2 separate regions of the Homo sapiens genome follow, and region 1 is linked to region 2. A link is a loop called in an ENCODE intact Hi-C map of the cell type or tissue named here. Cell type or tissue: heart right ventricle. All regions are shown on one strand. Links, peaks and the distances in the headings refer to the core of each region. The heading gives the core; the rest is flanking DNA. Region 1 overlaps HCN1 (hyperpolarization activated cyclic nucleotide gated potassium channel 1). Region 2 overlaps HCN1 (hyperpolarization activated cyclic nucleotide gated potassium channel 1).

The links. A loop is a pair of places that touch in the nucleus more often than their neighbours do. Peaks named below come from ENCODE experiments on the same cell type or tissue, not always from the same donor. Only the 100,000 strongest peaks of a DNase experiment are listed, where the experiment ranks them.
Region 1: it touches region 2 in a loop (2.2-fold over the local background); 5 of 110 quality-filtered maps call a loop at or near these places.

Annotation. Positions count from the first base shown.
Region 1 is chr5:45,259,355-45,274,594 of GRCh38, forward strand. It overlaps HCN1 (hyperpolarization activated cyclic nucleotide gated potassium channel 1), which reads right to left. Exons shown (of 8, transcript NM_021072.4): 7 at 7,735-7,899; 8 at 1-3,456. The coding sequence ends at 2,567. Among named protein-coding and RNA genes, the nearest start is that of HCN1, 430 kb to the right of the region's middle. In heart right ventricle, for the core only: no CTCF peak of the experiment used is centred there; a DNase peak (open chromatin) is centred at 12,028; H3K27ac peaks cover 405 bases.
Region 2 is chr5:45,325,080-45,341,743 of GRCh38, forward strand. The region is part of intron 5 of HCN1 (hyperpolarization activated cyclic nucleotide gated potassium channel 1); the gene reads right to left. Among named protein-coding and RNA genes, the nearest start is that of HCN1, 360 kb to the right of the region's middle. In heart right ventricle, for the core only: no CTCF peak of the experiment used is centred there; no DNase peak of the experiment used is centred there; H3K27ac peaks cover 1,770 bases.

The DNA of each region.
Region 1 (15,240 bases), core at 7,241-15,240, 64 kb before region 2:
GTTGTTGTAAGAATCAGCTATTCTATTATCTTTCCAGCAGCAGAAAGACCAATGAATAATACATTTCTTTCTGTACAGATTAAAACTCCATACATACGGGCTTCACTATGTACAGAGAAAAGAGGTCACTTTTCAACTAGCAATGGACCTTTATATTACAGGAATGTGAGTCATTTTTTTTTCTTAATCTAAGTATATATACATTCATACATATATGTATATAATTTACCCTGTACCTTTTTATTAGTTTAATATATAAACCTTAGTTTTTTTGTCCATTCTATTACAAAGTGAATAAAAATTGTATGGTTGCACTGAAAGACCATGCATTTCAATTTTGCTTATGTTTCCCAATAGTGCTCAAAATAAAAAACCAAAAATTTATATATATAAAAATATTTCACTACCAAATCCATTAATCCTATCAAATGTAAACCTTTAATAATTTAAAGGACCAATACGTAATCTTAATAAATTGAAGTTAATTCTCATATTTTAATAAAATAAAGGAGTTTTGTACTGATATGTAAATGGTCTTGCAGCTTTCCCATAGGTTCTAGGTAGACTGAACAATCCCTTTCTTACAACAGTATTCCTGACATGCCATCATATGTCACCAGCATATTGATGATTACATTACATCGACTAGCAGTTAATTACTTCCACACCAGTTGGGATTTGTTTGAAATTAAACATAACAACTCATTTTGGTATTATAGGTATTATATCCACAAAAGGCATAACAGGCAGCAAGGATCCACTTTAGAGTTTCTGCTTTTGTTTTTGTTTTCTGTCCTCAAGTCTATCTGCAGGCCCTGTCCCACATAATGTGTGATCTCTGTATGTTCTTAAATGTATTGCCAGTGCCAGAGATACTGAAGACCTCCACTTTAAGTCATGCTCTTAACTTGGGTTATTTACCGCAGCCAGTTGTTAGGAATCTTTCAATTGTGTTCCAGTCATACTCCACATGTGTGGGATGCATTAGGCACAAATGATTACTAAGGGAGTTCTTTGAGAAGAAGCAGGTGCTCACAGATCATGTAAAGAGTTAAGAAAACAGACAGACAATGCTCATAGACGTTCAACTTTACCCCTGCTTTCTGTCACCATGTCTGTACTATTTTCAACACATTAAAAATGACAAACCTCCTATCTAAGGGCTACGTTAGTCACCACATGCCTTAAAGTTTACTAACCATTTAGTTACAATATACATAGAGCAAAATGTGTGTTCCCAAACAGACGTGATGCTGTATTGAATTTATTTCTTTAAATTAATACCATAGTAAATTACCAGCTACAGTGAAGACACAGACAACACTTAACTCCAAATCAAGCTGTGGTTTACAAATAATTATTTAAATAATAATAGCAATAATATTAAATAAAAGTGAAAACCTCACTTCTAGACTTAAGTCAGAGATCCAAGTCAGCCTTATAGGAATTATAAGATAGGCAATTAATGAATTGTTATGCTTTTCTAGAAACGAGAAATACTGTAAGCCTTTCTCTACAATGACTGATTTGAACCTATTTTTTTTTCCCCAGAAGCATGCAGGGACTATTTTCAGATGCTTGATTATGGCAAGAAGAAAGAAAAGTAACGATTTTTGGTGTAATACAAGCAATTTGTAGATTCGAGCATACAATTTTGCATAAAACATTGCAGGTTAAAATAATATTGTAGGTTTCAAGCCATTGCATTACAATTGAATAATTCTCACAATCAGGTTTTGTAAAATTTAAAACTCTAAGTTTTGAAGTGAAGCAATAAAACTAAATTCTTAAACAATGACTTTTACCTTCATACAACACAGAATAGCTATTTTTATTTGGGTTGAAAAAGTTATTTACAACTAACATTGATCGAGTCTTGGTAAAAGTCCGATAACACATGAAGACAAATATTAATTTTCCCTCAGCTTTCTGAAAGATCAATGAACATGTTTGAGGTTAGTGATATTCTTAACAAACAGTGGCAATGCTAGTCTCCTACGGTGGCCAAGCAAGTAGTGCATTCTTTAACCTAATTTGAAATTGAAAGCACCGAAATACAATTTAGATCTATAAAATGGGATTTGTTATTTAATTCTCCACCATTAATGATTAACAATTTAGATGCAGAGACACAGCTAATGAAAGAAAGTTTTGATTGGTGCTATTTACTAGTTCATTTGAGTTGCCTTTTTAAAATCAGTTTTGTTTCCATTGAATCCAAGAACTCTTCATAAAATAGAGAAATATACATATCAAAGGACTTAAGTAAAAGTAGGTTAGAAATAAATAATCTTACAACGACATTTTAAATCCTTTAATGATTTAAAGAAAGGAAGACATATAACACTGAATGCTAAACAGGTCTTTTGACCCTCTCTTGGGAATTTAGATATATATTTTATAGTATATGTATATATATTTTTACATTTCACGTGTAGGCCACAGCTGTCTAAAATATCTCTTCATAGTAGGCTAGAGGGATCTATCAGGAGATAGAATAAAATAAGATCTGAGTATAGTCTCAGTTTATGAGAGTATTTCTTTCTGCTTTGACAATCAGCAGGGATCATAAATTTGAAGCAAATCGTGGCTTTTCTGCGTCTGGGTCTGTGTTTAAGACTGAGGAAGATTCTCTTGGAAGAGCAGCTGCTGGTGGAGGGGGTGCTGGAGGGACTCCTCGGTTCGGGGGGATGGCTCCCGACGACATCTGTCGGAAGAGGGTGACGCGCTGCGGGACAGTGCTCCTGCCCCCTGCCTGAAGGCCCGTTCCGGGGACCGCCGTCACGGGTTGAGGGATGGAGGCCAGGGACTCGCCCACAGTGGGATGAGGTCTGGAAATCAGAGTGGACACCTCATGGGGCAGCGAGGGCTGCGAGGCGGAGAGTGGCCTGACTTCCCGGGTCAGGTTGGTGTTGTGAAGCGCCTGCGTGCTCTTGTGCACTTCATTTTTCGGCGTGGAGCTGCCAGGTGTCTGTGGCTGCGGGGACGGCTGCTGTGGCTGAGTCTGCGGCGGCTGGGACTGCTGTACCTGCTGCTGCGGCTGCTGTTGCATGAGTGACAGCTGGGAGGCGGTGGGGGAGGCATAGTGGAAAGTTCGAGCGGCCAGAGGGCTCTGTACAGGAGGGCTGCAGACCGCGGTGGTGTAGGAGCAGGGTGACAGGATGGCTGATGGCTGGGGGGTCTGTGTGCTGGGACTGGGGGAGTGCAGGTTGCTGTGAGACAGGCTGGTCGCTGTGTACACCGGTGGAGATTGTGTCCTCATGCGGGAGGTCGGGGTCGTAGTAGACGATGTGGAATTCAGGGTTGTCATTTGAGGATAATTGATGGGAGCGATTGCCTGCACCATCTCCCTGTCATGTTTCACAATCTGCTTGAGGATTTCGTTCTCCTGATTGTTGAAAACACCAGTGTTCAGATCCTTCTGGAACTTTTGCAGAAGAATTGAATTTTTCTTTCCTGTCAGCAAAAGAAAGATAGGCACTTAGAAAGCCTACCAATGACTGATGACAACGCCAAGTGAGAGTGGCTCCTGCAAACAGAAGTATAGCTGTGCTTCACAGGAGAGGCTTAAAAAGCCAGTCACTCACCTTTACACACCAAATACCAATGTGGCTCCTACCTTTCACACTTCCTGTATTTCTCTGGGAACTCTTACCTTCTACTCAAGTTGAACGGCCTGTAATATGGCAAAGAGCCACTTTACAGAAGAAATGGAGATATTTAACATGAGGGCCACCTTGAAGAATGGGGGAAGAAAGGGCTTTTGGAATAGGATGGGCTTGGAATCAACATTTGATTTTAAAGTTACTTTTTCAAGAAAGGACCATGGAGACATAAGCGAGAACATTTGAACACGTACTATGTGATAAGCACTCTACAAAAGACCTTAGGTAGATGATTTTATGTAACCCGCGACCCTGTCAGATAGGTGTGTTCATAATCTCATTTTACCTGAAAGGAGATCAGGACATGAGAAGACTAAGAACAGTGCCCAGGAAAACAAAAAAAAAACATGGTTGGCAGGTAACAGGGCTGAGAAAGACCATATACACAAAAAAGTGATTGCACATCCTTGCTATGGAAAATGAACCAACTGCCCCTGTCTCATCTGTGTGCTTGCTAGAAACTCAGCCTCCTGGGCCTGACCCCACTTGCTGAATCAGATGTTGCATTTTACTAAGATCCCCAGGTGATTCCCAAATGCAAATCTGAGGAGGACTGTATCAGGTTTTGCTTTTGACCCAGTGTCTTACACCAGTCATTCTCAGTCCTAGTTGGATATTTTTCTTATCTCTGGAGCTTTAAAAAATACTAACATCCACTTGTTCCCTACCAATTAAATCTAAATAATCATACATGGGCTCTGAATTTCAGTAGTTTAAAAGCAAATTTCCCCAGGAAATTCTTTTTTTAAAATTTATTATTTATTTATTTTATTTTATTTATTTATTTTTTTGAGACGGAGTCTCGCTCTGATGCCCAGGCTGGAGTTGCAGTGGCACCATCCCAGCTCACTGCAAGCTCTGCCTCCCGGGTTCATGCCATTCTCCTGCCTTAGCCTCCTGAGTAGCTGGGACTACAGGTGCCCGCCACCGTGCCCGGTTAATTTTTTGTATTTTTAGTAGAGATGGGGTTTCACCATGTTAGCCAGGATGGTCTCCATCTCATGACCTTGTGATCCACCCGCCTCGGCCTCCCAAAGTGCTGGGATTACAGGCGTGAGCCACCACGCCCAGCTTCCCCAGGGAATTCTTAAATGCAGCCAAGACTGAGACTGACTTTATGATCTTTCCTCTTCTGAATGGTTGTTGTGAGGACCAAGGGCATAGTGCATTGCAGGCTCTCAGCTCCCTCTAAGACCTCAATAAATTTTACCTTTTCCTGCCATCATCTTCTGAGTGGTTTGCAATACAGCTTTTCCTGCCATCATCTTCTGAGTGGTTTGCAATACTAGACAGTCTCTGGCATAATAATTATTAGAATGAATAGTGGATTGGTGAAAGAAGGGGAAAGTAGTGACTTTTCTATGGCATCATTGATACACTAATCTCCAAGTGAATATGGTAACTGAAAAGTGAATCAATTTGCGATATTGCTAAATAAACTAACACATTAAAGGTAACAAAATATATTTTTGAAGATAAATATGTATTGTAATTTCATTGACTGCTAGGAATGCAATCATTTTAAATGACTGCCAAAATAGTTACCTCTCCCTACTTACAGACTGTCCTAATTTCCCAAAGAACAAAAACTCCTACATTAGTAATAAATATAAATGCTTATTTAGCATATTTGCTTAACTAACTGCAGCATACATCTATATGCAATGGCCACAAAACCGAGAAGCATAATGTTTCTTTCTGATTATGTGAACAGTCAAAATATCTTAATCTAAGTATCTTTAACCTTGGGAAAAATAATGTAACTTTTAATACACTCTTACTATGTTATAAAGATCAAAAATTCAATTGCTTAGTGCCTATTAGAAATTGCATTGCCTGTATTGATTACGAACCATTTCATGTAAATATTGTTATAAAAATTAACTGCAGGCTGGGCGCGGTGGCTCATGCCTGTAATTCCAGCACTGTGGGAGGCTGAGATGGGTGGATCATGAGGTTAGGAGGTCAAGACCGTCCTGGCCAACATGGTGAAACCCCGTCTCTACTAAAAATACAAAATATTAGCAGGGCGTGGCAGTGCACACCTGCAGTCCCAGCTACTCAGGAGGCTGAGGCAGGAGAATTGCTTGAACCTGGGAGGCGGAGGCTGCAGTGAGCCGAGATCACACCACTGCACTCCAGCCTGGGCAACAGAGCAAGATTCTGTCTTAAAAAAAAAAAAAAATTAACTGCAATAAGTTAGATGAAAGTGAAGCTGTATCAGATTAACAGAAATTATCTAGTGAAATATCCTGATTTTAATGTTTTCTCTAAGGATGTCTAGCTGGTTTAGGAAGAAACTCATTGCTTAGAAATTAGTCTCTGTCTCTAACATAAACACTCACACACTACAAAGAGGGAAGTTATTTTCCAATTAAGTAAGGATGCCTTCAGGAGTGCCTACTTCTTTTGTGGGTATTGTCTCCCTGAATGAGTAGGTCTTGTTAAATCTCTAAGATTTCAATATGAATTTCTAATACGTTTGTTATATCTAATGATGATGTCCAAATACTGCCTTTACTTCTAATCTATTTTCAGATCTCTATGCAGTCTGCTGTCCTACTAATATAGAGAGAAAGGAAGATGTGAATGTGAAGTGCAGAAAAAAAGCCAACATAACAATTTATCAATCTGAAGTCCTTACCTTTAATAAGAATGAAGCAGTTGAGGTACCTCCTTGTTTATCACAAGTGATCCCAGCCCCATCTTTTTTGAGTTCATTTATTCCTTCCTCCCTTCCTACCTCTCTTCAACAAATATTCATTGTATACTAGGTACTGTGAATGTAATGGTGAATTAAACATGAGCTCTACATTGACAAATTTAGCATCTCTAGAGCCAGTAATAAAAGCAGTGCTGTGATGGGGGAGCTTCAGAGGCTATAGGAGAATGCATCCAAGGAACTGGGCTTAGTAGGGAGTGGGAGGTCAGAGAAGGTTTCTAGAGGGAGGTGATATCTAAACAGAGAGAGGAAGGTTGAGCAGAGTCGAGCTGACCAAAAAAAAGTAGAGAAGGGGAGGGTGGCAAAGAGGGTTTAGGTGTGGAAAATGAATGCATACTACCTTACAACATAATGTTCCAGGATATCTAGGAATGTTAACAGCAAGCCAATCCAAGCTAACTTTACTATGGCAATTATGCAAATCTTCAAACTAGCATAACTAATAAGGCCTAATGGTTGTATATATATATTTTTTTATTTGGTAGCAGAAAAGACTTTAAAATATGTTGATGTTTGCGAGGTAAAGCATCTATGTAGGGCATTACTATCAAGGCTTTTTTTTTCTGCTTGAGTCTATATTACAAACATTTTATTATGTCTCTGCTGAGATTAATTTAAATGTGCAAATTTTCAATTCCTAATATAAAGATAAAATGTAAAGTTGATCCAAAAATACAAAAAAAGTGATAAAACTTAGTTTGTAATATAGACTCATATATCATATTTTTAGTTCTATTTCAATGCTATCTAGAATTTTTATCATTGCTTTTTACCTGAAGATTCAAATTGTTTTGGCATCAGTCGGGAAATCAGTTTGTTTAGCTAGCAAAAATAGACATTAATAAATAAACCCAGAATACTTAGAAGAGATAGATAGGGACCCAGATCTCTCAAGAAATACGGCTACAGCTAATTGCTATTTCTACACAAATTAACAAGCAAGCTATAAACTGGCATGTGGGATTTTTTTTTTTTTTTTTTCTCTGAGACAAGGTTTCACTCTCTCTCCCAGACGGGAGTGCAGTGGTACCATCTTGGTTCAGGGCAACCTCCACCTCCCAGGCTCAAGAGATTCTCCTGCCTCAGCCTTCTGAGTGGCTGGGATTACAGGTGCACGCCACCACACCCGGCTAATTTTTGTATTTTTAGTAGAGACAGGGTTTCACCATGTTGGCCAGGCTGGTCTCGAACTCCTGACCTCAAATGATCCACCTGCCTTGGCCTCCCAAAGTGATGGGATTACAGGCATGAGTCACCACTCCCCACTGCATTTGGGACTTATAATTGCAAACCTGTATTATGCCAGGAGATTAAATTTTATATAAAGAAGGTAGAAAACTAGAGTACCTATTCGATCTAGTCGGTCAATGGCAACTGTCTCAAAGGCTCTCCTCATCATTGGATATTCCTCCAGGACCTCGTTGAAATTGTCCACGGAAAGTGAGTAAAGACGACAATATGTATCAGCTCGAACACTGGCAGTACGACGTCCTTTGGTCAGCAGGCAAATCTCTATAAAAACAAACAACAAAGAAGAATGACTTGTTTGATCATTTTCTTTTAAAAGCCATTAAGGCTTCCCACAACTTAAAACAAGTCTCATGGTGTGAAAAAACAATTATTAGCAGCATTTTCTATTATATCAGCAAATTCCTTCTGACAAAAATATCCGACTGCCAATACTCAATCTTAAAATAATGTTTTTTTGTTTTGTTTTGTTTTAAAAAAAAAAAAAACAGTTGAGAAGGCCAGGCGCAGTGGCTCACGCCTGTAATCCCAGCACTTTGGGAGGCCGAGGTGGGTGAATCACGAGGTCAAGAGATCGAGACCATCCTGGCTAACATGGTGAAACCCCGTCTCTACTAAAAATACAAAAATTAGCTGGGCTTGGTGGCAGGCGCCTGTAGTCCCAGCTACTCGGGAGGCTGAGGCAGGAGAATCACTTGAACCTGGGAGGCAGAGGTTGCAGTGAGCCGAGATTGTGCCACTGCACTCCAGCCTGGCGACAGAGTGAGACTCCGTCTCAAAAAAGACAACAACAACAACAAAAAAACATGGTTGAGACTTTTGGTTTAAATGCAAGGCTGAAACACAGTATACCTTATCCTTCCCACTCCAATCCTCTGAAATAAGAAATAAAGAAAAAAAACAAAAACAAAAGAGATGCAGAAAATGGAATAAAATGTCCACAAAGGAGTTGAAAAAAGAAAGGGGTGATGATTAGAAAGACGATTTTATGAATTCTGGAAGGCAGAAAGCAGATGGTATAATCTAGGCAGAAGCCAAAATGAGTCCAAACATTGGCTTAGAAAGTCCTATGATCAAACAAAGCTAGACCAGAGGTTTAGATATAGGCATGTCTAATGTAGTTTGTATATTCCCAATGAGATCAGTATGAAGAAAGTGATATTCCACATGTACAGAGGGACTCTCTATTTAAATGACTTTTAAGGGTAATTCCTTACTGAAATTTAGATTTCCAAAATATGGTAAACAAACATTTGCAAATTTGGATTTCATTATTGGCCAGCTGAAGCTATATAGCTATTAAGAGATAATTTTCCATTTTGTTTTCCAAAAATTATGATTTGAACTACTGTAGGCTTTGATTATTTTTAATTTGGAAATAATTTAAACATTTAGCTTCAAAATAACAAATTTGAAAAGAGAAATGATAGAAGTATTTCTAAAATTTAGTCACCTAACAAAAGGAAATAAATATAATATTAAATGTCTAAATTCACACTCGAGCTAATTTAAAGAAGTTCTATTTATGTTGACAAACACTGTGAATAAATCACGCTGTAGACACATGTACGTTCATTTGAATACAATCTGGTAAGAACAATGTCACATATATGCAAACTCTGAGAATACTAGAGAAGGACACGTGAACCAGTCTGGGAAGATAGAGAGGATTTTAGGAAATGTCACCTAAACCATCAATTATGCTGTTGTTCTTGTCAAGATTGAAAAGTAATGTTGTAAACCTGCTAAATAATATTGTGGGGTCTGTGTGTTTGTCTGAATGTTTTTGTGCCTGAATATGTGTGTGTGTCTGTGTAGGAAAATAAATCTATTTTGGTCAATTTTAAAGCAAATTACCATACCATGGAATTTACCTGCTACTGTAATATAAACAAGGTAATTAAAAGAAGCATTTTGAATACTACTCCAAAATTAAATTCCTGTGTCACTAAAGTACTAATGCCATATAATTATAATTTATGATTGCCACATTATGGCAAACAAAGCTAAGTGTTGGTTTCAAATCTTGTGTGGAATGCTAAATGAAAGAAGACAGACATGAGAAGCCACATACTGTGTGATTCCATTTATGTAAAATATTCAGAAAATACAAATCTGCAGAGACAGATAACAGATTAGTGGTTGCCTGAGGCAAAAGATGGAAAAGGGAATTAACAGTAAGTGGGCACAGGAATCTTATTTGGGTGATGAAAATGTTCTAAAACCTGATTTGTGGTGATGGTTTCATCACTTGGTAAATTTACTTAAAGATATTTGAATTCTACACTTTAATGAATTATATGTGTAAAATACGTTGCATTAAAGCTATACAAAGTGAAAAGAAAATTAGTTTTGTTTTTATTTTTTATCTTTATACTTATTATATTTTCATTTGAATTTATTTTTTCTGAACTCTTTCTCTTTACTCTGGAAACATTGTTTTGTCTCTTTTTCTAGGTCTTTCTCTTGTGTGTTGAATGTTTTCTTTTGGTAATCTATTGATGTCCAATCACATTTAAAGATAAAAAACTCTGGTAATGTTGCAGAATTTGTTAATTTAAAGTTTTTCATTAGGGTAAATAGGCGGGGAGCTTGTCCTCATATTTCTCTAAATACCAGAATGAGGAGGGCTTTACTCTAGGCCACTGACATCTCTCTTAACTGTCCTAGTTCTCCCTCTCATTCAATTGCTTTATGAACGAACCACTGACATTTCCCCCCACTATCCTCAGGTACATGGTTGGCTACAGACTATTCCGCAACATGGAGGGAGGGATGTCTCATACCTACCATCAGCATAAGTCACCCGCTTTCTGTTCTGTCTTCTGTGGTCCTGTTGTCTCTTAACTAAGAGCCTGTTTAGTATTCTTCCAGGATACCTGCTGTCTCCTTGGCTCCCGTTCTTTGTACGTATATTCCATGTTCCCTCTACTTTCCCTTCAAGGTTCATCAGTAACCACCAGCATACATTTAAATGCAGGCTACAGAATACCTGAATAGCACTGGTTTATCCAATACATTAATGTCATTATATTACAAAACAAAATTTGGGAGTAGGCAAGGCCAGCATTTGTTCAGCACTTCAATGATGCCAAGGCACTGTGCCCATAATACTTTTGTTTTCCTTGGCCTTCTTCTCATGATCACAAGTTGATAGCAACAACTACACACATTCATATACTCACACAACAGCATCCAAAGTTTGGGGAGACAGCAAAAGACTTTCTTCCTATATTTCTTTCTTTTTATTGTGAAGGCAAAAGTTGTACTACAGGTCCCTAACTTACTTTCTCTGGCATTTTATTATCAGAACTGCATCATGTGGCCAGCCTTAGCTGCAAGAAAGGATTTAAAACGGAATATTTGGTAAATCGGAATAAGGTAACTACTGTTAGTGATTGAGTTAGGTAAATACTGGTTTAATCCCTGAAGTAGTATATGATGCCAGCCATACAAGATTTTATTAACAAGAAAGGGCCATGGTTGCTGGCTATGGAACCAATGTTATCTGGCACTTCACTCATATCAAAAGTATTTTCTGTCTTCTAGAAACATGTCCCTTTGTCTCGTCTCCTGGTTGCTCCCAAATACAAATTCATGCATCAGGTTACTTTGTGGTTGAGTTTATATTTTATTCTTTTACTATTATTAATTGGGTCTCTGTAGAGGGATGAGATAAAGGCATGTCCTGGGAATCATCTTAAATAAGAAATGTATTTGTCTTATGCTTAGAAATTACTTGGAATTATTTTTACAAAGAGCATGTGTTTATATATTATTTTTAATTTTTAAAAACAAGTTTAAAAATTAGAAATAAGAATATAGCTATTCTCAGTATGCACAGTCATTTTACAGATATGTTAAAAACAGATTTACTGGAGCATAGATATAAGTTTAGTCAAATTTTTTCTAAACCATTATTTACAAATGATTTTCTGGCCTCTGTCATCTGATGATCTCATATAATGAATATATAACATATGTAGCATATGTTACATAGTATAGGTACACATTACTAAGTAATCATGGCTTGAATCAGTTAAATATTACCATTGGTAAGAAAATCTTCAAGGAGGATGCTTTTAAAATACTGTTTAAAGCCTACATGAAGAAATGTGTACGTGTGTTATGAGCTCTTAACCCAAAGGTTTTCTATGTTGCCATCTCAGTAAAACTTAGATGTTACTGTTCAGCAAATCTTACCTCTTCATTACATTTTGTTTAAAAAGATAATGTACTTATTTTACCTTTTGTAGTTTGTGGGATCAACACTGATATTCTAATTTGGTCTTTCTTGCCAGTTAATGAGGTAGAGTGCTGTTTGGGGCATTGTCTACAGCAGTAATGTCTGGTTTCCTGCTGATTCAGGTACACACACACACACACACACACACACACACACACACACACACAGACACAGTTGCTTGGGCTATTTTAGGGATTCTTTTTTTGGTATAGTATTGGCCTGGGGATTTAGAGTCCTGTGTTAGTCTCAGTCAACTTGCTCTTGTTTGTGAGAATTAGACACCCATTTATATTCTGTGGAGTTTATTTATCAGTGAAAAGTAAAACTCAATTATGTCTCTAGAGTTTTATTGTCCTTAACTCTGTAACTAACTTAGACTTCATTCAACATTTTATCTGTAAAGTCTCATTAATCTTTATATCTCCAGTGCCTACATGACAGATAGTAGGGGCTTAATGTTAGCTGACTTGAATAATTGAATCAAATAGCAACATGCTTAATGAAATAAATTATTTAATCACCTACAAAAATTCCCTTTGTATTTAATGTGACATATTCCCCTACGGAGCAACTAAGGGCTAAATATAGACTTGCACAACAAAGTCCCTTCAAAAGTTATATAAAGGACTTTGTTCATTACCAACTCAAAACTCATCAGCCATTACCTTGCTGCATGTCCTCAATAATTTCTTAGTGAGAAAAAGAACAACTGAAGGTTATTCATGAGAGGAGAAATAGTCATTAAGAAGTATGAAAAACACTTAAAATAATCTCTTCTTTTAAAGCCTCCATACTCTGTTTCTAGTATGAATAACAGAATTAAGAAATGGCACACCCTTAGCAACGAAAAAAGAGTAAACTTTCTGATCAAAGAGGCTTAGATTTCATGAATTGAATGTCCAGATTAATTTTCTCTTGATACAATATTAAGCTATTTTGAAAATCTACTTATTGAGTAAACACAGCCCTTTGTTAGGTGTTACAGAGTTTTGGTGTATTTGCCATATCTGTGTGTATATGTGTCTTTGGCGGGGATGGGGGGTGTTTAAATAAAGGATATATATAGAAAAAAATTAGTCATCTGTAGCTCATACTATCCTTTAGGTACCTTAGAAATTATGTATGTATTAGTTTATCACTATTTCATTTTATTTTATTCTACTGAATTTCTGTTTCCTAAATAATGGCTTTATCAACCTAGCTGGTTTAAGACATTTTAAAGACAGAAACCATATAGTTACCTTATAATATCCCTTATAGTGCCTGCTACATTGAGTTTCCAGCCCAGGCAAAATGATTTAAAAATGCTTATGCATACCCCAATTACAGTGAATAAACATAAAACCCACACTAAGTTATCTTCTTAAGTTTTGGATAATATTGGTTCACCTGTTAGGCATCTTCCCTTGGTCATAGAACTTGCCAAATGTTTTACGTACTTTCTTTGAGGAACATAACATATCTCTGAGGTTTTGTGCAATGTTTATAATAAAGAAAACTATCTGGAAGATTTGGTCATTTTTTTTTCAATGTAGACATGCCTTTACTCATCAGGAAGAAAATTAACCTGCTTATAGATATGCATGTTGATTTCATAAAGCAAATAAAGTTAAATACAAAATAAAATAAAATTGGACTCCCAAAGAACAGATTCAGTGCAGTTTACAGATGCAAGCTTTTTAAAGATTGTCTTGGCATACTTTCTAGAATCTGTCTGTTCCAGCCTTTCTGCTTTTTTCTTGTTTGTATACTCTCTGAGAGCTCAACTAAGAACTTCCCAGTGGTGTAATAACTGTTTTAAGAATCTTAGTGCAAATTTACTTGGGTAATAGGTCCCTTCATCTGGATGCGTATTTACATATTATAATAAATTGTAAAAGTAATGGGGACTTAGCGTATTAATTTTAATTCGGTAGAATTTTCCTGGTTTTCTTTATAGGGCGTTTATGAATGGCTAAGTAGTTATTTCACCTAGTTAAGATGAAAACTATTGGTAATGCATCCTGTATAGGAACATAGACAACTCTGTTTCCAATTTCAGTGTCAGAAAGAGTGTGGCCTGGGAGACTAGATTTGGCCTAGCACATTATTTGTATACCTTTAATAATCCTTAAGGTATGAGATATATCAACTTCTCAATGCTATTTTTGCTGGCATTAGTTAACCCTGATTATAAACATTTAAGTCCACCTGACATTACTGTCACCTACATAAACAGTCATTTTTATAAGGTAGGGCAAATGGCTTCAAACGTTTTGCAACTCAGAAATATTTTCCTGACCTCTAAAACTGAACTTGACATTGCTGTGACACAGAGCTAATCAGGAACTCATGACAGAAATTTCTAAAGTAATGTGCTTAACCTGAGCTTCTAGAATTTTGGGCAAAACTGTACTTAGCTTCTCATAGTAACCTAAACAAAAGCTGCTTCCTTCTTTAGTAACTGATACCATGAAATAAAAGTAATTCTCTGCTGTGCATCAAAATACTAATTTCCTATAAATTATTTAGATTTCTAATTCACTGTGTTATAATAACATGTAACAGAAAATATCACTTTTTTGCTTTCTTTTTGTCTTTGTAGACTTTCTGTATTTATATTAGTGAACTAGTAAAACACTGCCTCTGTATGGCACAGGAAATGATAACATCTGGCTTAAATCATTTTGCGTATCATGTTTGGCTGGTAGAAGTACTCTGGGTATCAAATAGATTTGAATAGAAATCGAAAGAAGTTTAGACTAGGAAAGAACATTAAATAGGTGCAAATTTTTTAGTATTTGATTGATTTCTTAGTACAGTACTTTAATGCATTTCACATTTTGTACAATCTTCTGAAAAAGAGATTGAATACAACAAATTTCTAAATATAGATATAAAGAAGGTATTATTCATGTATAGATTACATATTATAATATTCTAATAACCAGAATACCCAATTTTTCATTTTACTAAGGGTATAACTAGTCATTTCAACTCACATAGATACATTCCTAATTGCACAATTATTTGTGTCCTCTTCTACTACTCATGCCCTGTTATTTATGGTTATTTAGATCAAATAAAGTTATTGTTTTATCAAACAAATCTTAGCTCCAAGTTCAATCAAATCATCTCTCTTAAAACATATAAATTAGAGTGATCACGTGGGCCTCTGAATGTTGACCTAGTAGCAACTCTTCAGACAAGCTATGTGTTAGCAAAGTTATTCATTGACAAAGCTGTTATGTGGTTAACTAAAACAGTGCCTGTAAAAGAGTGCCTATAAAACAGTGCCTATAAAGAGTGCCACCACAAGCCTGGCACATTGTGGGTACTCGTAAAACATTAATTTCCTTCCTTTTTCCCCATTTCCTTGT
Region 2 (16,664 bases), core at 5,484-13,483:
GGATTATTACAAGGCCGTTGCCCCCATTATGGCTCTGAGGTAGACAAGGAGAAAAAAATTGCTTCACTGACCTGCCAAAGATGACATTTGCATCTCTGTTATTATTTAGAGGAAGACAGCACCTCTGCGGACTCATTTATGGTATTTTTTCTAAATTAGCCAGGTTCCAATTCAGATTCACATAACTCTTTAGGGAATATAACTCAAAATCTCTGTCATTAATAAAACACTCCAAGTCATAAGCAGTCAGGTGTGGAAACCAAGTCTCCTAGATTAACAAGTATCTGGAAACCTACATCTAATTGAGAAAGAAAGCTACATATGTATATATTCAATACATGATGATTGTAAATAATAAAATAAATGTGGGTTTTGATCAAAGTCAACAAATAAAACATATAACTCATAATAAAGCTACTCTATTGATATGATAAATTTGGAGGGCAAATTATAAATTACACATACATTCCATTATTAAAAAAGAAAACACATGAGGGCAATTTAAAAAATATATTCTTTTCCGTCAGCATTTCCAATGGACTTATATTAATCTGGTGGTTTGTCTTCTAAATTGCAAGATGGTTCACTGCATATATGAGAAAATCAGCCCATACTAGCAGATCTTAATGAATTAAAAAATCTTTTGAACATTCATTCAAGGGTTGACTAGTAAGTTCAGCACCTGCTTCAATGTCTTAATTTTAAAGGATTTCCCATGATTTCTCTGTCTCTAGTAGGAAGGATTTACACAGATTTATATTTGCACTATAATCTGTCTTATTTTTTAAAGAGATCTTATGGTGCAACTCCTGAATAATAAGAGTGTCAAAAATGATGTATTAAATTACAGGGGTAAAAAATACTTATTTTTATTATTTATATTTTGGGAGTTGAAGTTACATGTAAAAAAAAAGGAGGGCTGATGAATTGACATAAGATGCCTTAATTTAAGTTTTATTTAACTCCCCTTTCATTAAGATTAATCAAGCATTTTCTAAATTACCAAACTGTATTTTTAAAGTATTTGAAAACAAAAGGACCACGCATTTTCCTTAAAAAAATTACATATACATTTATATATCACATTGCATGCCTGTACTAAAACATCTCATGTACCCCATAAATACATACACCTACTACATACCCACATAAATTTTTAAAAAATAAACAACTGAAAATGTATATCTTTATTGTCATCATCTTCATGAAAGAAATTTATATATGTATTCCCTTCAAATAATCTCCAGTTCACCTTAACGTAGTTGTAACCATAATGTATATTCAATATTTGTTTCCTTTTTCTACACTTGTACCACAAAATATTTCCCAAATTGTGACATAACCCACATTGCCATTCTTTTTAGTGGCCACAAAATGTTTCATCTTATGTTAATTATAGTTATATTAAGAAAAATAGGCAGGAAGAGAAATAGACTGCAATAGCCTCTTAAATAATGGCAAACTTTAGCATTTTTCACTATTACTTGCTTACAAACCAAGTTATTTCTTTAACTGCTAAATTAATAGATTTCAAGTTATAAGTCAAAGGTAATTAGCCTAAAATAAAAAATTATTACTAAGTGGCTTAAATTATATCTTGTAAAAGATCAGAGCAAGATGAATTTTGAGATGTACAAATTAAAAGATTTTAATGTTTTCTGTAGTTACAGTTCTGGTATGCATTTAATTTGGCCCTGAGGTATTTAATCACATAGAAACTTTACAATACACATGCAAATGAAGTTTGAAATTAATTTTGTCTTAGCATAGTCCCACTGCTTTGCCTTACTAGAACATAGGGACATACTGTTCTGTTAAGGTACCATGCAGAATGACAGCAGATAATGCAAAACTCTCTTAGTGTTCACTTCCATTTGATTATAAAGGGAAAAATATAGAAGCAGACAAAAATTAAAATTAAAAATACTAAAATTAAGGAATTGTATATTGACAGGAAGAGTGTTCATTAGAGAATTTGTATCTCTGCTTTACTATGTGGTATCAGGTGCTCAAAGCAGTCATTTGATTTTTGTAAGGTCCAGCACAATTTAGCTCCAGTCGTCCATCTGTAGCAAGGTGTAAGAATGATTTGCCCAATAGGAGTTAAGTCTATTTGAGGTGATAAAAAAGCGATTGATTTTTAAGTGGCATAAACAATGTCCAGAAGTATGCTGAAACTAAACAAATGTCCAGAAGTATGCTGAACTAAAAAATATTATTAAGAGAATATCACCGATAGTAGAGTACATCTGAAGACTTAATTCTGTGAGAAAATGACTTGGAGAATTTGGTAAAAACTTTTTTCAAAATTTTATTATAGAATCCACATAAATTAATTTTCATTATTAACAAATCAGCAACAGACACAATTCAAACATAACAATATATGTATATGCACATGAGGACCTAAGGAAATCAAGTCAGGTCCTAAAATCAGGCAAGAGTACTAAGATAAATTAAACATTCTTTTATCTCTCACTTTAGTTAGATTTTTATGGGACATTACATGTGTTAGCATTTGTTATGGGTTGAGTTGTGTCTCCCAAAAAAATTTATATGTTGAAGCAACTGTACCTGAGAATGTATTTAGATAGAGGGTATTTGAAGAGGTAATTAAGTTAAAATTAATTAACTAGGGTGGGCCATAATCCAATCTGACTGGCTGACTGGCGTCCTTTTATAAGAAGAGGAAATTTGGACACACAGAAAAGACATCTGGGGTGAACAAGCACAGAGAAAAGGAAGCCCTCTGCAAATCAAGGAGAGAAGCCTCAGAAGAAACTAGACCTGCCAATACCTCGATCTCAGACTTCCAGTCTCCAGAACTGTGAAAAAATACATTTCTTTTGTTTAAGCCACCCAGTTTGTGGTATTTTGTCATGGCGTCCCTAAAAAACTAATACAGCAAGTTAGGCTGGTCAAAATGTGACAAGAAGAATGAAGTTGCCCCTTCTGAAGATCTGCCAAGATGTATCAGTACAGTAGTCCCCTGTCCTCTGTGGGGAGTATGTCGATGCCTGAAATCTCAGACAGTGCTGAACCCATTTGCTGTCAATCAGAACACATTTCTGTTCATGTATTCCACACACAAATTGAATGCCTTTTTCATCTTAACTAAGCACTTATCATGATTGTGGCTGTAACTGTCGCAGTTTGCGGTGCCACAGCAAAACTAGCATTTTTTTTTTTCTTCACAATTTCATGAATAGAAGATTAGTTCTTACAGAAGATCTTAGCAATCTCAGCATATAATTTTTTTCTCTCATATTACATAGAGAACTTTCACCTTTTCACTTGAAGCATTTTATGGCTCTCTGGCATATACGAATGACCAGCATCACTACTGATGTGCTTTGGGGAAACTTAATTACCTCTTCAAATATCCTGTATCTAAATACAAGCTGAGGTAGTGGGGCTTCAACATTTATTTGGAGAAGTCAGATAAGGTGGCTTGAAAACAAGCATAATGATACAGCAACAGTTTACCTGATAACCAAGATGACTATGAAGTGACTCAAGCATTGTGGCTCCACTGGGCAAAAGAGGATTCACGTCCCAAAGGAGATTTCATCCCACTATTTAGAATGGTGCACAATTTCAAACTTATGAGTTGTGTATTTCTGGATTTTTCCATTTAATATTTTCAGACCAGAGTTATTCTCTAGTAACGAACTGAAACTGTGGAAAGGGAAACCACAGATAAAGGCAGGACTACTCTACCACTGCTCTGAAAGTGAACTGTGGCAGAAGCACTATACACAATTTAGTTAATAAGCGATATTAGCATCTACTTTGCATAGATGTGGAACACAGTCTACACACTTCAAGACCTTCTGAGTTTTTCAGTTTGGGAAACAATTAATTTAAACAATATTTAGTGTTGTGGAGGAAGGATATTTTGTTTTAAATGTATTGTATGTGAAGCATCTTTGACATTGAGATAAAAGTGGGAGGCAGATAGGAGTGGTTTTGGAGATTAGGAAAATAGATTCAAGATTGGGTGCCATTTTCTAAGACTATTTTCAAAAAACTGTTTAAATATATGTAACAATATTAATAGTTTGACCATTCATAAGTATACAATTTGTCAGTACATTCACTATGTAATATCCTCACTATCTATACCTAAGCCTTTTTCATCATCCCCAACAAAAACTTTGTAACCATTAAAGAACTGCCACTTTCCTCCCCTTCCCCAGCCCCTGGTAACCTCTGTTCTACTTTCTGTGTCTGTCAATTTGCATATCCTAGGGACCTCTTATAAATGGAATTACACAATATTAGCATAGAGTCAATTTTTGAAGTCTTAGAGATAAACAATGTCACTCAGAGAAAGAGTGGTGGTGTAGGGAGTGGGGGATAATATTAGGAAAAATCAAGGAAAAGGCACAGGAGTCTGGATCTCTCTTATTACAATAATACAATCTGCTCCACTCCCCTTTCTGTCTCCTTGATTCAGTGGAAGTAAGAAAACTTTTAATGAACATATTGTACATAAGAGATGGTGCCTGAGAAGTTTATGAAACAAATGATCATAGAATAAATTATTTTTGCAATGACTCATATACATTTATAGATATGGGGAATAGGTATTTTGGAATCTTTTTTAAATTAACACTATTTATGTCCCACTGTAGAACCTTAGGGAAAATTATTTAAATTTTCATATTTCCACCAGAATCTAAAATTCAGAGATACCTGTCATCCAGCAAGAATTGGGATTGAAATAATAACAAAGAGGTACTGTGACTTATGGCTTAGAAGGTTCTTATACACAAATCATTTTATTTAACCTTACAACCATGAAAGACTGGTATTATTATTTTAATTTTACAGAATAAGTTGGGGCAGTCAAGGAGATTCCAGATAGGAGAGCAAAGACCATCTTCTTTCCAATTACATATATAGATTTTCAATTAGAGATTTTACTTTGGAAAAATTTTAGGTTTACGAAAAAAATGCACAATAATATAGAGTGTGTCCATGTGCCCCTTACACAATTTTCTCAAAGGTTTAATTCTTATATTACTATGAGACATTTTTCACACTAAGAAATCAACATTGCTGAATTACTATTAAACTCCAGACTTTGTATTTGATTAGTTTTCCACTTGTGCTTTTGTATGTTCCAAGATCCAAACCATGATGCCATGCTGCATTTGGCATACATAAATATTTGGGGAGTTATTAAATACTGGAGTTTACACTGTTGTGCTTTAAGAAATTGAGCTTGGTCAAATACAAGGAAGGAAATTGTGGATATATCAACAGTTTGTTGGAACATTAAACCTTATTTTTGTATGACAAATAAAACTTAACTAAATAAACGCACAAGACACCATCATATATATACATATGATGTACATATATACATATATATATAATGGCAAGATGATTTTACATATATATGTTTTCTGTAGTTACAGAAAACATTTCATGTATATGTGTATATATATGTAAAATCATCTTGCCATTCCTAGAAAAAATTAAAAATGCAGCATTAGAAAAAAGGAAACTAAGTTTAAATGACTCATCAATAATTTTTAATAGACAAACAATAATGTATCATGTCACTTGTTTCCTTTTCTTTTTCAGTGAGATAGCTTTGCAAGAAATTCTTATTACTCAATACAATGTTTTATAGATTGTTTCATAAGTATCAAATATGCTTCTTTGGTATTGATGTTTCTTGTCCTACTAATGCATACTCATTCATTTAAAAAAATTTTCAAATATATTTTTACCTCAAATAATGTATATATTGGAAATTTTATCTTTCTCAAAAGTATGGGTTGCTTAATATTGAGATAATTTCTAATGGGTAAAATTTACCAGGAAGCCACTTGCAAAAACTTTAAAAATGTTATTTTATATGCCTTTGTATCTGTCTTACTTTAACCACTTTTTGTTTTCCTTGAAATATATAATTTAGATGATAGAATTTCAGTTTAAGATATATGTCAAATATTTCTACTTTTCTTCATTAGTTTTTGAGATATAATTCTTAGCCTTCTCTAGATTTTCCTGCATATTATCTTTGGCATTGAACAGGTAGACATGGCTCACATTTACATCAGGTAAAGTGTAGAATTCAACTTAGGAGATGACAACATTTAAATATATTAATATCAGTATTAAGAGTTCTTAGGGCAGTAATCATTGTAAAAATAATATTATTGAACAGTTATTTCACACTGGGTTCTTAAGTGTTTTACTTATCATAAAGCATAATTTAATACACCAACACAGCTTCCTAGGGAACAGACACTAGGCTAGTCACTTCTCTATAAAATACACTTATTTTCCCTAATTTACAATTATAAATAAACATTATAGGTATATAAATCCTGTGTATAACCGTAACAGGAGAAGTAGTTTTAAAATATCAAATTTAAGTCATCAAATATTTCAGTGGCTTTATCTAATATTGTTTATTTCATTTTAGACTTATTAATATTTTACTTCACGTAATCAACATGTATATATTAAATCATCACTCTGAATTCAACTCAAGAGCTCAGATCTTTCTAATATTTGTAGTTTTCTGTCACTCTTGAACACAAAGGTTATATTGTTTATATGCCTATGTATCTCAACACACCTGCTCATAATCGCACTAAGTAATTTATTTGATGATTGCAATGACAGCAAAACCAAACTACCCAAACACGTGATATGCTGTTCTACATAAAGTCGATTTTTAAAAATCAATATCATCATTATCATCATCAAAATCACTACCACCACCATCAGCACTGTCACCACCATCATCATCAGTAATTCATTGAGTTGACATACATTATCTTACTCTATATTCTGCCAAGGCAAGCTTCAAAATCAAATGATATTAGATATCTTAATAATTTCCATAATTTAACAATGTGAAGCTCTAGCTATATAAGTCAACTGGGGGGATATTTTAAACAACAGAAAATTGGTTTATATAAGCTAGACAAATGTAGTATACATATGTTCTTTAATGGTTCTGATTTTAAACTCTGGAAAACAGTATTGTCTTTTTAAAATTTCTATTTAGCTCAGTGTAGAGCCTGGATGCTAAATAGAAGCTTTACCTAGCACAGGCATCTTTCTAATCTTTTCTTAAAATTTTTTTGTGGGTACATAGTAGTTGTATATATTTATGGGGTACATGAGATATTTTGGTACAGTAATGCAGATACTTTTGTATGAGTAGTAATCACATCATGGAAAGTTGGGTATCCATCCTCAAGGATTTATCCTTCATGTTACAAACAATCCAATTATACTCTTTTAGTTATTTTTAAATGTACGGTGAAGTTATTGTTCACTATAGTCACCTTGCTGTGCTGTTAAATACTAGATCTTATTCATTCTTTCTATTTTTTTTTTTCGTACCCATTAACCATCCTCACCTTCCCCCAACTAAACTTCTCAGCCTCTGGTAACCATCCTTCTACTCTCTATCTCCATGAGTTCAATTGTTTTGATTTTCAGATGCCAGAAATAAGTGAAAACATTTTTTTCTAACTATCATTTTTGTACCCAGTAAGCATCCCCACCTCCCCATTACCCTCCCACTATCTTTCCCAGCCTCTGGTAACCATTTTTCTACTCCCTACCTTCAATGAGTTCAATTGTTTTCATTTTTAGATTCCACAAAAAAGTGAGAATATGTGAGGTTTGTCTTTTTGTGTCTGGCTTATTTCACTTAGCAGAGTGACCTCCTGTTCCATCCACGTTGTTGCAAATAACAGGATCTCATTTTTTTTTATGGCTGAAAAGTAATTCATTTTGTATAAGTATCACATTTTCCTTTTCCATTCATATGTTGATGGACACTTCAGTTGTTTCCAAATTTTGGCTGTTGTGAACAGTGCTGCAACAAACATGGAAGTGCAGATATCTCTCTGATATCTCATTTCCTTTCTTTTGGGTATATACCCAGCAGTGGGATTGCTGGATCATATGGTAGCTCAATTTTTAGCTTTTTGAGGAAGCTCCAAACTGTTTTCCATAGTGGTCGTACTAATTTACATTCCCACCAACAGTGTACAAGGGTTCCCTTTTCTCCACATCCTTGCAAGCATTTGTTATTGCCTGTCTTTTGGATATAAGTATTTTAACTTGGGTAGATGATATCTCACTGTAGTTTTGATTTGCGTTTCTCTGATGACCAATGATGATGAACATCTTTTCATATGCCCGTTTGCCATTTGTATGTCTTCTTCTGAGAAATGTCTATTCAAATCTTTTGAGTATTTTTTATTTGGATTATTAGACTTTTTTCCTATAGAGTTGTTTGAGCTCCATATAAATTCTGGTTATTAATCCCTTATTAGATGGGTGTGTTGCAAATATTTTCTCCTATTCTGTGGATTGTCTTTTTACTTTGTTGTTTCTTTTAACGTCCAGAAGCTTTTTAACTTGATGTGATTCCATTTGTCCATTTTTGCTTTCGTTACCTGTGCTTGTAGGGTATTGCTCAAGAAATTTTTTCTCAGACCAATGTCTGAGAGAGTTTCCTCAATGATTTCTTGTAGTAGCTTTATAGTTTGATGCCCTGGATTTAAGCCTATAATACATTTTGATTTGATTTTTGTATATGGCTAGAGATAGGGGTCTAGTTTCATTCTTCTGCATATGGATACCCAGTTTTTCCAGCACCATTTATTGAAGAGACTATCTATTCCCCAGTATATTTTCTTGACATCTCTGTCAAACATGAACCTTCAAAGTGTTTGTTATAGTGGTTGCACTAATTACATTCCCACCAAACGTGTACAAGGGTTCCCTTTTCTCTACATCCTTGCCATCATTTGTTATTGCCTGACTTTTAGATAAAAGCCATTTTAAGTAGGGCAAGATGGTATCTAATCTTAATTACGTTAATGCATGATGCCATTGACTGTATTGACTTCTTAGTAATAATCAGGGCTTCTTGAGTTCGGTTTCCAATTATCTTCATAATTTTAGTTTGAGTTCTATTACTTACCTCTTTTCTCCAAGATCACTTAAAATAGTCATGGTTATTATAACTATAGAAATAAGGCATGGTTTATTATAACAATAAAAACAAGCTTATATTTTAGTTGTATTTGCACATATATAAAACTATAACTTAAGCCATTGTAGAAGAAAAAGTTATTTATTCTCTAGTTTATTTTCCCTTTTTGAACCAAATGAGAAGCTGAAAAAGCAACTAGATTTTGGAAATACAGGCATGTTTTCTGTCTGTTTTCCCTGTGTTCTTTACATCTTGTATCCTCTTTGTCTACTGAAATTCCACATGTGCTTCCAAATTTAGTGCAAACTCTTTCCACTGAGGACTTTTCAGTCTATTCCAGGCCATGGTGAACACACTTTTTTTTTTCTCAACAGTGTTAGTAGGTACAGTCTTCTTTTCTCCGCTAATTAACTATATGTGACTTCCTACATTTCTAGTATCCTCATTTTACTTTTTTCTTATACTTTTTTCCCATGTGTTCATGTCTTGTTTCTCCAAGAATATAGTAAGTACTTCCTTTGAGACTGAAAAATCACATCTTACAATTTACTTTCCCTGTCAAGCCTGGATCAATGTCTCACACACATTAAGCAATCAATAATTTTTGTTTGTTTTATAGAATGCAGAGATGCATGGACAACGCTCTAGGCCAAAAGAGTGACACACAATATGCTCGGCACTGTGGCCAAATCAGATCCTTTACATAATTTTGCTAATCTTTTGTTATTTATGCCTGTTACATGAATATCTTAAAATTTATAAGATGCTGGTATAGCTTCACAGTATGATTATGGCCATTTTAGTTAACTTTAAACACATTTTTAGAAGGCATTTAAAAAATCAACAAGTGTGTAGTTTAGAAAAGATGATTCAGAATTACACTAAATAAATATACATACAAATTATGTTTTCTTGCATAACTATCTATTCGACAAATTAAAGGTCAGCAGGATGGGATTACACTCTCAGCCTAATTCATGCTCTGTGAAAATGAAATATACTGACATTCTATATTCTACTGGGACACATGATCTGTACCTATTTTAAGCCCATGGCTCTTCACAATCCATTGTTTAAAAATAGATCAGTTCTGAACTTTGGAGACAGGCTCAGAAGGGCATTAACCTCTTTCTTGACAGTTAAGTTTGCCATTTTGCTCTAATCAAATCAGTATAAGTCTGCTCATGTTAAAAATAGACATTCTTGCTTTGTACACATTCCAACAGGCACTCATAAACAGAAGGTTCTACCTAGTTCTATTAGGTTCTACTAATGAATCTAATTAGTTTTTATTTTTAAATATACTGCCAGCATTTATAGAAGTATACATGAGTCTTATGATTCTAACATTTCAATATCAAATTTTGATGCTAAGGCAATGTCTCCAGGAAACTGGCTGATAAAATGAAGGGAAAGCTTACTAGCAGATTGTTTGAATACATTCCAAAAGAAATGGGGCATATGATATTGCTGGGTTTGGTGTCCCTCCTGAGTACTGGCCTGATACCCTTTGAATCACCCTTTCAGCACTTGCAAATAACTACATACAATTAGTTATTTAAATGTTTGTCACTCCCTAAAATATAACAGCTGTAAGAGCTCTATCCTATTTTTCACTGCATTGTAGTAACATTAAGAGTTAAATTCTACTGTGTACTTACTATGTGCCAGGCACTTTTCTGCATTTTTATGTGTTTTGCTCACTTAATCTTTACAACTCTGTGAAGCAGTTATGATCATTATTCACATTTCAAGATGAGAAAAATGAAGTACACATAAGTTAAGAAAATAGCTCAGAGTTGAACATCTAGTTAGTAGCGGAGCTGGATTTAAATGAGGCTTGTGGAAGGAGGGCCATCTGGTAATCGTGATGTGAAATAGCCCCTCAGTAGTAGGTTCTCATCCATTATGTGTTATATAGCTGAAAAATTGCGTATACTTATTAATGGTGGTACAGAAAATCACAAAAAGGATTTAAACTATCCCAAACAATGAAGCTTTGGATATTTCTCAGCAGCCAGGGGCAAATAAGAGCATGTTAAGTGGATGGGAGGAGAATCAAGGAGGAGGGCTCTCCAGGGAAAGCCAGGTCAGGCAGCAACTGAGAGGGAGGGGAGGATACTAGGGATTACTGAAGCCAACTTTGCAGACTCATACATTTGACTAGACACAGCCAGAGCGCAACCAGAGAGTACAGATTAGAGATAATGAATATACCACACAGTAATAGTTTTAATTTAAAATGCTATGTTTTGGGGTAACATCTTAAGAATTTTCCTCAGAAAACTGTAATGTTCCTTTACTATCTGACCCAAGTATTTTAGTGCACAGTGGAATGATAATTTTTTAAGATGACTTTACAATCACTTCCCAGAAGGCTGACAATTCCAGTGGAGCTCAGTGTGCAGGACGTACAGCCTAGCTTGAGGATGAACAACACACAACTGTTATCTGCCACTGTGAATCTTCTATACCTTGAAGTGTCTCAATATTTAGGTTTGGACAGGGGAACTTGAACAATTGTTTGATGAGTCATTGACATAATCTAGGTAGAACCGGTGTAGCAATGGTTTTATCCAATTTGGGCTGCTACACAAAAGTATCACAGACTGGGTGGCTTATGAATAAAAAAAAATTATTTCTCACAGTTCTGGTTTGGAGGTTGGGAAATCTAAGATCAAGGTGCTGGCAGACTTTGTCTAGTGAGGGGCCACTTCCTGGTTCATAGACAGTGAGCTTTTTGCTGTGTTCTCCTCATATGGCAGAAGGGATCAGAGATCACTCTGGGACTTCTTTTATAAAAGCACTGATCCCATTCATGAGGGCTCCACCCTCATGGCCTAATCACCTCCCAAAGGCCCCTTCCTCTTAACCTCCTAATATCATCACCTTGGGGATTAGGATTTCAACATATGAACTGGGGGCAGAGGGCATAAATACTCACCTTAGTAGCAATATAAAAGAAAAACCAACATATTTTCTATCTATTCCATGAATGTGATTGGGTTATAGTGATTGATTAGACAGAACATTTGTATACCCTCTATAATGGTACCTTCCTCTTCGCCCCACCATCTTTACCCCATCCTCCAAGTGAGCTCTGCATTGAATGACTAATGCATAAACACGGAGAACTTTTAAAAGTTTTTAAAGTTATAAAGTATTTTTCTTCTTAAAGTTAAAAAGAAACTATTTTTTCACATAAAAATAGGATGTTATGTCATACAGTGCATATACCAAACATAATCACAGAGGAATCTAAAGATGCCAGCATGCTTTTGTAATACATTAAAAATACATGGACCATAGTATAACTGACAGTGATACTAAGAAAGTTCTGTGGACAGAAGACTTTGTTTTGAGCATCACTTTTCTTATCCATATAAGCACAAGCACTACTGTTCTCTTGGCAAAATGCTGTCTCTAAGCTTTAACACTCAGTCACTCTGAGATGATTTGCCAAGTAGGTAATCCTTATTTATTGTGTACTTATTAATTTTTTCCACGAAGTAATTACAAAATATGTACTATCTGAGGGTTGGAGTCATAGAGGAAGTTAAGAAAGATAGTCCTTGCTTTTCCAGATCCTGAGTTCATATAGCAGAACAGGGAATGAACAAATAAATATTAAGGGCAAATAAGACAATATAATAATATGCATACAACAAAAACACTGATGTGATTGATGGAGAATGACTGAGAGGGAACTAATTTGGATGAGCTTCTCAGGGAAGGCCTCTTCAGGAGATAACATTTGTATTGAGATTTGAACAATAAGAATGGGCTAGTTATCTGCTAAAGGTGTTTCAACAATTTGTCTCTAACACACAAAAAAAGATAAATCACCTAATTTTTGCCACAAAAGTGAAAATAGGAGAATGCTTTCAATAAAGTAGTGTTTTTGAAATATCAGCTAACTGAATTAATTTTATATGCATGGTATGAGGTTTTTGTAAGAGGTTTCAAAGTTCTCACAAATGTAGTTCTTACCGCCATTTTACATCTTCGGGCTTCACAGTATTAAAACACATTGAAAGGAGAGTCTGAACTATAAAATGGATAAAACATAGTACAGACTTAACTGATAATGAATATAGACTAATTTTAACTTTCTTTACCACTGCATTTTACATTCTTTCTCTACTTTTAGGCAAAAGTCATTTGTATAAGTTTGTGAGACAATGAAGGTATGACCTATTCCTCACTTTTATAAGTTTCTGAATTCCCAGACTTGTGTTAAATCACTGCTCTTAACTATATATTAATGCCTCAAATTATGCAATACTTTCATAAGCTTTCTTATTTAATGAAGTATTTTAGGTTGAAATCATACTATAAGATAACATGTTGTTGACATAAAATTGAATTTATGATGAGCAATTCTAATCATGTATATTAGATGTGTGTATACACATTTTAATATTTTTATCTTTTGTCACAAAATACATATCAAATAATTGAACTTTGCCTTTCTGGATATCCTAGTTCACTCATTTAGCATTTATTTGTCATTCAATGTCTTCTATGTGCCAGGCACTTTCTAGACACTAAGAACATAACAGTGACCCAAACACACCTTTGCCTAAGTTGATTCCTCCTCTCCCAAGTGAAACACAGCTTTTGAAAGGTGAATTGATATATTTTACTGCTTTTTAGACATTTTTTGTAATCTATCACTGTGACTTGAATGTAGTAGGTACATAATACTCCAATTTGATGTTATATTTCTCATCGTTCTTACTAAACTTTTCTTCAAAAATCAGGTCTGGGTTTTTAGACTCAGTGTCATTTTAGTAATAACTTGTTATCTTTCTGCCATACGTTTCTTTACTTTCTTATTCTACTCATGCTTTTTCCCTTCAAATAAACTGTTAACTTATGTATAGCATTAAACTTAGACCTTTGTGTGATTCTGATATTAGAAAAGCAAAAGCTGAAGAGTAGGGAAGCACATGGAGAAACCCTGTTTTCACCTTTACAAGGTGTTAACTGGCTGAGCATTTCATGCTTCCACTTCTAGGATCTCTCATTTTATTAAGCAGTCATGATTCTTAGTATGATTTTCATTCACGACTCTGTTAAAGAAGACCTTTTACTCAGTAAATATTTCATGACTTCCTACTGCATGCTGGTTACTAGAAATACAAGGATATTAAGCACAGCTCCTATCCCCAAGAAGCTCATAGTCTTTAAAGAGATAATAAACTAACAAATGATAAATGCTGTGAGAGAGACAGAGTAGTGACAGAAAATTTATGAATGAGGTTAGGTAACTTATAAATGGTAAAAATGCTTACAGGAAAGTAGAAGGTAAGCTGAGTAGAAAGGAATGAAGATACGGTAGCATGAAGAAAGGCAAAAAGGCCATCAATAGCATTTATTTTCCAGGAAATTGTCAATAATACTCTATAGATGAAGCATTAATGTGAAGAAAGGAAGACTAAGGCAGGCCATGAAGAGCCTCTGTGTCATATGAAGGAGTTTGGGTGTTTTCCCTGAAGGGAATAAGAGGTCATGAGCAGGTTCTAAGAAGAAAGTTACATTGTCAAATTTGGGTTTTATATCAATCAATATGGTAGCTCTGTAATGGAATGCATTTTAGCTAATTGACATTCAAGCCAGGGAGAAAAGTTGTGACAGATGTTGAGGTAATGTTGAGAACCTGAATATGGCATTTAAATATATAAAGAAAAAATATTAGTCACAATTTAGCAATTGAATGATTGTAGGAATTGAGGAAATAAAAGGTTTGTCAGAGGATGCACGTAAAAGTGAAAAGTGGATATTTTTTCCAGTGAAGATCAGTGTAAATTATGGTGTGGCAGGAGGAAGAATAGTTTTTAATTTATGTATGTATTTATTTATTTTTTGAGACAGAGTTTTGCTCTTGTTGCCCAGGCTGGAGTGCAATGGCATGATCTTGGCCCACTGCAACCAGTGCCTCCCAGGTTCAAGTGATTCTCCTGCCTCAGGCTCCCTAGTAGCTGGGATTACAGGTGCCCACCACCACTCCCAGCTAATTTTTTTGTACTTTTAGTAAAGACTGGGTTTCACTATGTTGGTCAGGCTGGTCTCGAACTCCTGACCTCAGGCAACCCACCTGCATCAACCTCCCAAAGTACTGGGATTACAGGCATGAGCCACCATGTCCGGCTGGGAAGAATAGTTAATAAAACACATGACACAGAAAATGTTCTTGTTATCTTCATTATATATTACCTTGAGAATTTTCTGCCTAGAAGAATACTTCCCATTTAAGGGTACACATTACTAGGGTTCATTTTTATTCTCAGTTGTGCTGTTGTCTTTCTGCAGTCTTTCAATGAGATTTTATTCTGGAATCCTAACTTCTCCATGCCTTCTTAGAATATATGCTTCAATTTATCTTGTCTTTCTGTCTTTTGATTTGATATTTATTCCTGATACTGTCTGTTGGATTACCTTTGTCTCCTTGCTATGATCTGTCTCACTCTACTTTGAACCTCTCCAGGCCCCTGAGAATCCAATCTGGTTCCAGTGTCCTGAAATTCTGCTTTTCTTGTGAAGAAGTTTTAGATTTAAAAAGCAAAATATGTTGATAGAGTTTTTTTTTTTAAACAACTGATACCAGGGTCTTCAAAAAGCTTATGGAAGGTGCATATTATGAAAAAGCTATATATGAATTTCCTATTTTCTTTATCAAAATAAACTTGTAGAAACTTCTTACAACACATCTGAATAGGATCTAGTTTAAGGCACTAAGAAGAATGAGACATCAGTTTTAAAATAGCCTCTCTCAGAGCGATATGAATTATAAAATTGAAGCAGGAGCAAACATCCAATTCATGCTGAAGCTTGGATGGAAGAATGAGCTATCCATCTATAAACTGCTAATTCATTTGGGGCATCATTTCCATAAAGTTTTAGTAAAAAATCCTTTTTGCATTCCCTCAATGAGATTTTAACTAGATAACATTTCCTTAACTTCTTGGAATATATCCTTCATTCTATCTTATCTTTCTGTCTTTTTATTTGATCTTTATTCCTGATACTGTTTTGTAAAGAATGCTTCACAGAAACTTTATGGAAACAATGTCCTAAATGAATCAGCCGTTCACAGATGGATCACTCATTTTAAGAAGGAATGAGACAATGTTGAAGATGAAGCCCATAACAGCAGATCATCTGCATCAATTTGCAAGGAAAAAATTCAACCTGTTTTTGCCTTATTTGAAGGAGACCAATGATTAATAGCGGAAACAATAACCAACATCGTAGACATCACAATTGCTCAGCTTTCACAATTCTGACTCAAAAATTAAACTTAAGCAAACTTTCCACTCCATTAGTACCAAAACCATTGCAGCCAGATCAGCTGCAGATAAGAGTGGAGCTTTCAATGGAAGTTTTAAACAAATGTGATAAATATCCTGAAGCATTTCTTCAAAGAATTTTAACTGGAGATAAAACATGGCTTTGCAAGTATGATCTTGAAGACAAAACATGATAAAAATAATGGCTGCCAAGAGATGGAAGTGGTCCAGTCAAAGCAAAAGCAGACTGGTTAAGCGCAAAGGTGGCTCATGCCTGTAGTCTCTGTTACTCAGGAGGTTGAACTGGGAGGATCACTTGAGCCTGGGAGGTAAAGGCTGCAGTGAGCTATAGTTTCACCACTGCACTCCAGCCTGGATGACAGTGA